Linked DNA regions of Homo sapiens: region 2 is linked to region 1. Evidence: chromatin loops called from intact Hi-C (ENCODE). Cell type or tissue: Calu3. All regions are shown on one strand.

Evidence for each region. Hi-C counts contacts between places; a loop is a spot of excess contacts. Peaks named below come from ENCODE experiments on the same cell type or tissue, not always from the same donor. Only the 100,000 strongest peaks of a DNase experiment are listed, where the experiment ranks them.
Region 2: it touches region 1 in a loop (3-fold over the local background); 1 of 110 quality-filtered maps calls a loop at or near these places.

Annotation. Positions count from the first base shown.
Region 1 is chr11:126,961,374-126,965,373 of GRCh38, reverse strand. The region is part of intron 1 of KIRREL3 (kirre like nephrin family adhesion molecule 3); the gene reads left to right. Among named protein-coding and RNA genes, the nearest start is that of KIRREL3-AS2, 23 kb to the right of the region's middle. In Calu3, no CTCF peak of the experiment used is centred here; a DNase peak (open chromatin) is centred at 1,543.
Region 2 is chr11:126,870,342-126,874,341 of GRCh38, reverse strand. All of the region lies in intron 1 of KIRREL3 (kirre like nephrin family adhesion molecule 3), which reads left to right. LOC105369559 (a long non-coding RNA gene) reads left to right here. Exons shown (of 5, transcript XR_948149.3): 5 at 1-4,000. Among named protein-coding and RNA genes, the nearest start is that of KIRREL3-AS2, 68 kb to the left of the region's middle. In Calu3, no CTCF peak of the experiment used is centred here; no DNase peak of the experiment used is centred here.

The sequences.
Region 1 (4,000 bases):
TTAAGAGTTGAGTACCGATGTCCAAAGGTAGAGTTTATCATGGGTAAATGCCGAAAAGCATCTCTGTAAATAAGCAATACAATTGAACAGCCTAAGTAGATTTGTGAACAATGGGATATAAATTAACTAAATGAAAGTAATCAAACCAAGTGGACTTATTAATTTGACCAGGAATGTTAATTAAGACACTGTTCTGTAGACCTTTGCTCATCCCCAGAGCTCCTAACTCACACTTATCTCCATTTTATCTCTCTGTTCTTGAGCCGCTTTTTCTGTGGCCTAGGTAAAATTACTTAACTTTTTCTTGGCTCTAATATCCCATCTGTTGAGTTGGGAGTACAACACTTTTATGCATCTGCTAGAGGGAGGTGCACTTTAATGAATGTTTGGAAAGTACTTTGAACATGAAGTGCTTAGTATTAATATTGCTTTCCAATGCCCTAGACAATCTAATGAAATAGTATCTTAATCTATGTCACAGCTAATTCATTTTCGAACTGAGTCTACTCTATACAGACTTCTGTTTGAGGGTCATTGGGAAGATTTATTCACCTTGGGGCAAATATTGACCTCCTGAGCCTCCATCAATATTTACCTCTTGGGTCAATAAATCTCAGTGTTGACCTTGATAAAAGTCAACATCTGCATAGAACCTCAGGGTCTTCTTCATCTGTGCTGCCTTCGTTCTGAGTCTGTCACTTGATTCTGTTCTAATAAATCCTATTTGCAGGAGTTTGTAGCACAAGCTGTTGGCAGGCCCTCAGGGGGTGAGGTTGCTGGGTGTACCCCTGGGCATTTGTGCAGAAATGCTGAGGAGAGATTATTGTAGTGTTTCTAAGAGAATTCCTGATCTTAGATTCTTATTTCTCTTCTTTGGAGGAGGGGTTCTAGGAGGACCTACCCAACATGGAATAAAGTGCAGACTAGGCAAACTCCTACTAGAGTCTGTCACACTGACAATTATATTCACTGAAGAGCTAAAACTATCTATCTATGGGGGAGAAGGGGGTGTTGCCCACATGCCACCCAGCCTGTGTCTGCAGATGTCAGACAGTGGACACCAATCTGACCATGCTAATCAATAACACTCTTCATGATGGAACAGATGTGTTGCTTTCACCCCAGATTATGAATATGGCTGGAATAGTCTATCAGCTGGGCTGGAATCCTCTGCTTTGTATGTACAGATTTAGTCATTCAATAGCTGTTCATTGAATATTTATTAAGAAACTACTGAGCCAGGCCCTGTGCACAGATGAAGTTTTTCTCTTTCTCAAACCTTGTAGTTGCCCACTAATTGCTAGAGATGGAAAATGAAAAAATTCATGAGATAGGTCCCTTGCACTGAAGGGATTTGAAAGTGTAATATGGATAAGTTGAGTGGCTTTCTAATTTTTTCTGTACCTCCCCTCGCTCAAATACACATCCCTCTTCCGTTATGGACAAGTGCAGGTGGGGAAATGGGACATGTGCAAATTTTTGGCATTGGAGTCATATCCTGGCTGGGCTGAGGAAAGTCATTCACTCCAGGGGTGGCACTTTTAACCACTTTCAGGTTAATCATCTCCAGACATGTTGAAGTAACTCATTGTTTGTAGTCCTCAGGGAGTAGTCAGGGAAGTTGCCTTGGCTGAAGACGTAAGAAACACATTTCATAAGTGTAGGAGGTATAGGAGGCCTTTTGGGGTATAAGGAGATGATATCCAAAAGGAAGAAGGGCAGTTGTGAAATTCCAAATCAATAGCATGCCTGCTGTGTTTATCATGTTTTGTCTTCGGGGTTTGAACTTAATTGCTTTCCATATAGATTCAAGTGGAGAGGATGGTTCGTCACAAAGCATTTTGTTCAGAAACGTTGCACAGATAAACAGATTTCTAGAATAAATGTATGTAAAACTCAAAACCCTGTCCAACACGTCTTATGATAAATGAGACTTTTTATGCATTTCCAGTTGATTTATCTTCTTTTAATGGGCCTATTTGCAAGCATCAGTGCTTCCAAACTTTCAAGAATCTGTGTGTGTGTCTGTGTGTGTGTCTGTGTGTGTGTGTGTGTGTGTGTGTATGTGTGTTCTGTTTGGTGAAGGATGGCAAGGGAGAAGGCTAACACTTCCTTTATTTCAGGAAACTAAGTGTTAGAAGGCTAGATCTCTTCCACAACTGTTCCTGTCTTCTCCATTATTTTATCAGTGCTCTCAGCCATTTAGGCTATAAAAGGTTATTTTTTATTTGGCTAGATCTTTCCAAACACAGGAATACCTCAGATATATTGCAAGTTTGGTTCCAGATTACTGCAAGGAAGTGAGCATTGCAATAAAGGAAATCGCACAATTTTTTTTGTTTCCCAGTGCGTATAAAAGTTATGTTTACACTATACCATAGTCTATTAAGTGTTTAATAGTATTATGTCTAAAAAGCAATTTATGGACCTTAATTTACAAAATCTTTATTGCTAAAAAGTGCTAACAATCATCTGAGCCTTTAACGAGTTATAATCTCTTTGCTGGTGGAGGGTCTTGCCTTAGTGTTGACGACTGCTGACTGATCAGGGTGGTGGTTGCTGAAAGTTGGAGTGGCTGTGGCAATTTCTTAAAATAAGACCACAGTGAAGTTGGCCATATCAATTTGAATGTTCCTTTCATGAAAGATTTCTCTATATCATGTGATGCTGTTTGACAGCATTTTACCCACAATAGAACTTCTTTTAAAATTTAGGTCCATCCTCTCAAATCCTGCTGCTGCTTTATCACCTAAGCTTATTGGATATTCTAAATCTTTTGTTGTCGTTTCAACTTTGTTTATAGCATCTGCACTGAGAGTACATTTCACCTCAAGAAACCACTTTCTTCGCTCATCCATGAGAAGCAACTCCTCATCCACTAAAATCTTACAAGATTGCAGCAATTCGGTCATATCTTCAGGCTTCACTTCAAATTCTACTTCTCTTGCTGCTTCCACCACATCTGCAGTTACTTCCTCCACTGAAATCTTGAACCCCTCAAAGTCATCCGTGAGGATTGGAATCAACTTCTTCCAAACTCCTATTAATATTGCTATCTTGACCTCCTCCCATGAATCATGCATGTTCTTAATGGCATCTAGAATGATGAATCCTTTCCAATAGGTTTTCAATTTACTTTGCCCATATCCATCAGAGGAATCACCATCTGAGGCAGCTAGAGCCTCAACAAAATGTATTTTTAAATAATGAGACTTGAAAGCCAAAATTACTTTTTGATTTGAAATAGAAATCAGAATGGGTGTTGTGTTAGCAGGCAAGAAAACAACATTAATCTTGCATATCTCCATCACAGCCCTTGGGTGACGAGGTTAAGTGTCAATGAGCAGTAATATTTTGAAAGGAATCTTCTTTTCTGAGCAGTAGTTCTCAACAGTGGGCTTAAAATATTCAGTAAACTAACCTGTAAGCAGATGTGCTGTCCTTCAGCCTTCATTGTTCCAATCTACTCTGCACAGGCAATAGGATTTTTAAAATGATAAATGAGCATTGGCTTTAACTTAAAGTCACCAGTTATGTTAGTCCATAATGAGAGGGACAGCCTGTCCTTTGAAACTTTGAAGCCAGGCCTTGACTTCTATTCTCTAGCTATGAGAGACCTAGATGGTGCCTTCTTCCAATAAAAAGTTGTTTCATCTACAGTGAAAGTCTGTTGTTGAGTGTAGCCACATTTATCAAGCATCTTAGCTAGATCTTCTGCATATCTTGCTACAGCTTCTACATCAGCACTTACTGCTTCACCTTAAACTTTTATGTTATGGAGATGGTTTCTTTCCTTAAACCTCATGAGCCAACCTGTGCTAGCTTCCAACATTTCTTCTGCAACTTCCTCATCTCTGTCAGCCTTCATATAATTTAAGACAGTTAGGGCCTTGCTCTGTATTAGGTGTTGGCTTAAAAGAATGTTGTGGTTGATTTCATCTTCTATACAGACCACCAGAAGTTTCTCTATAGCAGCAATAAGGCTGTTTTGCTTTCTTGT
Region 2 (4,000 bases), 91 kb after region 1:
TTGGCAAGCACCTACCCTCATAAGCATGGTTGGAGAGCTGAAATATCAGAATTTTCTGCCATGTCTCAAGGGAAGGGACTTTTGACTCTACTGTAAACCATGACCAAGGCTGGGGAAGTTTAGGAGAGTTCCTGAGACCAGGTAGCTAGCTAACTCAGAGACCTTTCGATCTAATGCCAATGGGGAAGGAGAAAATGAGAAAGCAATGAAGGCTTGGCAAATGCTATCAGGCCAGAAGGTTTCATTTAAGTAACGGTTGGGGATAGGTGCCTTTGCATCACCTTAGTACATCAGATCTGCACAGGAAGGGGAGGTGCAAAGATGTGGACATTACTGGGTTTGTCTTGACGGTGCAAACCACCAGGCTGGGGAGATAGAATTCTTGGAAAAAAAAGTTTTTAGCAGGAGAGTTAGAAGTGGAAGGTGGTCTGGGTGCCCCAATATGTGGCCCTGCTGATTGCATTAATCTTGTAATTCCATACGTTGGTGTTCTTGTACACGAGGTAGGCAGTTACTGCTTCTTTGCCTGAAAAAGCATTTTTGTCCAAGCACCCAGTCAGCCAAGTGAGGGATACTGTTGCTCAGTGTATGGATGAGGCTGGACAGATGCCTGGACTCCTGTTCACCTGGAGGCAGCTCTTCTTTGTGGACCTGAGGTGTTCCGGACATGTGTGTGCAGGGTATGACTCGCCCACTCTTCTCCTCAGCTTTTAATACATTGAAAAATAATTTTTCATGAGCTAGTAATTATATAAAAATTGCTTTTGCTTTAAACAAGAATTATGCTTGACTCTTGTGAGCAAAAAGAAAAATGCACAAAGGGAATCATTAATTTTGAATAAAAACACATACTTTCCTGCAGCCAGCAAAGGAGGGAAATGTGAAATTGGTGTTTTCTACAAACAGCCCGGCATCGCTCCCCAATCTGTTTGCTTGATCTATTATCCAGTCACCCGCAAAGTTGAATGTCTTGTTTGGCCTGAATCTGACTTTTATTCTTTTCCCTCTACCTATTTTTTAAGGACTGTGTTATATGCATACCTCAGCCTTCATTTGCATCACATTAAAGTAAAACATTTTAAATTTCTTCACAGCAGAAGTAAATCTGACAGACTTTATGAAGCTATTATACCTGCAGGTATTTTATACTTTTAAAATACATTCTTGTCAAGCTATCTTAATTATATTATTATATGTACTTTTGAACTTGTATTCACTATTCCATGATATATTACACTTTTGACAGAGCCGTCCTAAAAAGCTACAATTTATATCAAAGTTCTTTGGCTGAACAAAGATGTATCTGTTATGGATTCTGGGGGAATTTGTTAATTTCTGTGCCAGAATGTATAACCATTGAGGGAGCAGGCTGCTTTAATTTTCCATCCAAGTGATTATGGGAGAAGGACTTGACCTCCAGGCTGTGTAGTAACTCGGCACAGCTGGTGAACAGTGGCCGTCACTTAGATGCCCAGGAGGCCTGCTCCCAGAGCTGGGCTACCTTTCAAACCCCAGTTGTCATGGGGTATTATTCAACACACTATGGAAATGGAGAGCTGATCAGTATCTAATTTACTTTCTCATTCATATTCAGCACCATTCTGGCAGCACAGAGCAGGAAAGTACCCACACTGACAAAGATGAAAACAAGCCCAGGATGGGGTGGGATAGGAGGGAGACAGAGAAAGAAAAGATAGACACTCTGGAGCATTTTTTCAAAGATAACAAGGCCTAAGGTCCCTTAGAGGGGCTGTTTGATGTAAATGATGCAGGTGAAGTGAGCCCCCAAATTGGGGCTTAGTCCGGGAGGGTTCTTGGCTTCACCCAGGAAATAATCCAATGGGGAGATGATGGTGAAAGAAATCAGTTTGCAACTTTATTGAAGTGGCAGCATACAGCAGCAGCAGGGGAGCCGCTCCTTGCTGAGCAGGGCTACCCCATAAGCCCCGTGCCCATGCCCAGAATAGCAGCATATGGGCTGCTGACAACTGTGTTTATACCCCCTTTATTTACATGCAAATTAAGAGGTGGTTACTTAGATCTTTCTAGAAAAGGGGCAGGGAGTTTCTGGAACCATACAAGGTAATTTTCAGGTCATTGCCATGGCATATTGATGTGGCATTTGTAAAGTGTCATGACACTACTAGAAGTATCTTTTTATGTTAATGAGCAGTAAGGACAACTAGAGGTCACTTTCATCACTGTCTGCTGGTTTTGGCCAGCTTGTTCACTGCACCTTGTTTCTACCAGATCCTGCTCCAATCAGCAAGGTGACAACCCAGGTTGTGACCACTGCTGGGAAAACAAGCTCTGCTGATTTCCTACCTCATAGCCACTGTCTGCATTAAGTACAAAGTCCAGGGAACTGTGGTGAAACAGGAGGATATCCTGAGTCACTCCAGTCACACCTCCTCTTCCACTCTCTGATGGCAGGGTGTCCTACAGATGTAAGCCCCATGAAGACAGGCACTGGGGGTTTCTTTGTTCACTGGTGTCTTCAGTGTTCAGGACCTGATGAAATGTGTTGGATGAAAGTATAGCTGGTTTCAGTGCCAGACTCAGGTCTCCTCTGATCACTCCTCACCTCCCTGCTCCTGACCCAAGAAAGACAAGCTCCTTTCTGCCCATTATCATGAAGATGCTCAAACAAATGCCACAAGGGTGATTCCTGCTTCTTCAAGGGAGAGGCTACTGCAAATGACCAAAAAGCCCCTTTGCCCCTCAATAATCCAGGTTTTCTCATAGTAGATCTACAAGGTAACTCAGCTCTCCTGAAAGAGTCCAGGAGAATGACTACTTTCAGCTTTATTCAGAAGCCTCATACCTGCTCTTGGATAAAAGTTTTTCTTCCTTTCTTTCTTGTGGTTTTTCAAACTCTGTGAAGTGTGGAAGAGTTTTGTGCAAATATGAAGCCTTTGAAGATTCAGAGAGGGTAAGTGACTTACCCAAAGTCACACAGCATAATGTAGCATGAAACAGGACCTAAACAACCCAGCATGCCTGCCATTTGTGCTGAGGGCCTCCTTCTTGATTTTCTCTCAAAGGTGGTCCTGCATGTCCCTCCCCACTCAGACTTAGAAGTTCTTTATGAGCGGTGAGGGGGAGTCACTTATTTTTGCTTATTCTTCCTTCCAAAGGACACACAACTCAAACTCAGGTGTCAGAGCAGACGGCAGTGTCCTCGGCATGCTTTGAGTGGCAGTACACCGCTGTTTGAGGGATGAACTGATTCCGAAGAGTCCATTTGGACTGTATTTCGCATCATCTGCTCCTTTCATCAAAAGAGGCTCCGTGGATGCTCTTGATGTCTGCTCCTGGCTCCAGAGCCCAAACTGAGCCAGCTTCCAGGGCATGGGCAGACCTGCTTCTCTGGAGCAATGAGATCCAAGCCTGTTGTGGCCATGTAGAACAGTTTTGGTCCAGTCTTTCTGTAAGGTAGGCAGAAAATTTCTGTGCAGGGAACCCACTTCCAGGTCTTGCCACATGTACAGGGGCCCAGATCTACACTGGAAGTGGGGAGGGGCAGTGCAGGAACTACACTGGAAGTGGGGAGGGGCAGTGTGCTCTGGGTAGCTGTCCTCCTCTGTAATGGCAGGAGCTGGGTATGCCTCGTGACCTCTTGGACTCCTGCTCACATTATCACTGCTGCCTTCCCAGATGAGCTGTGCAAATAGATGGCGGCCATGAGTGGAATTGGAAACGAGGTTGGAGGGAGCTTCTGTCTGTCCAGTTTGGGGCCTGCCAAGCCTGGCATGGTGAGGGTATGGTGGAGCCAGGAGGGGCCACTATGGGAGCCGGGCCAGGAAGCTGCATTCTACTGAGCCTTTTACCTCTTGCAAGGACCTGCCTTTCAGGAGACTTCGGTCTCTAAAGGCCAGGGATGGAAGCTTCAGGGAGAGCTCTCCAGCTCCTGTTTAGCTCTTTGGTTCAGACCTAAGTGGCGAGCCACTTGACTGGATGGGACCTCCAGCCAGCCACAGCATTGGAATCCAGCCTGGCT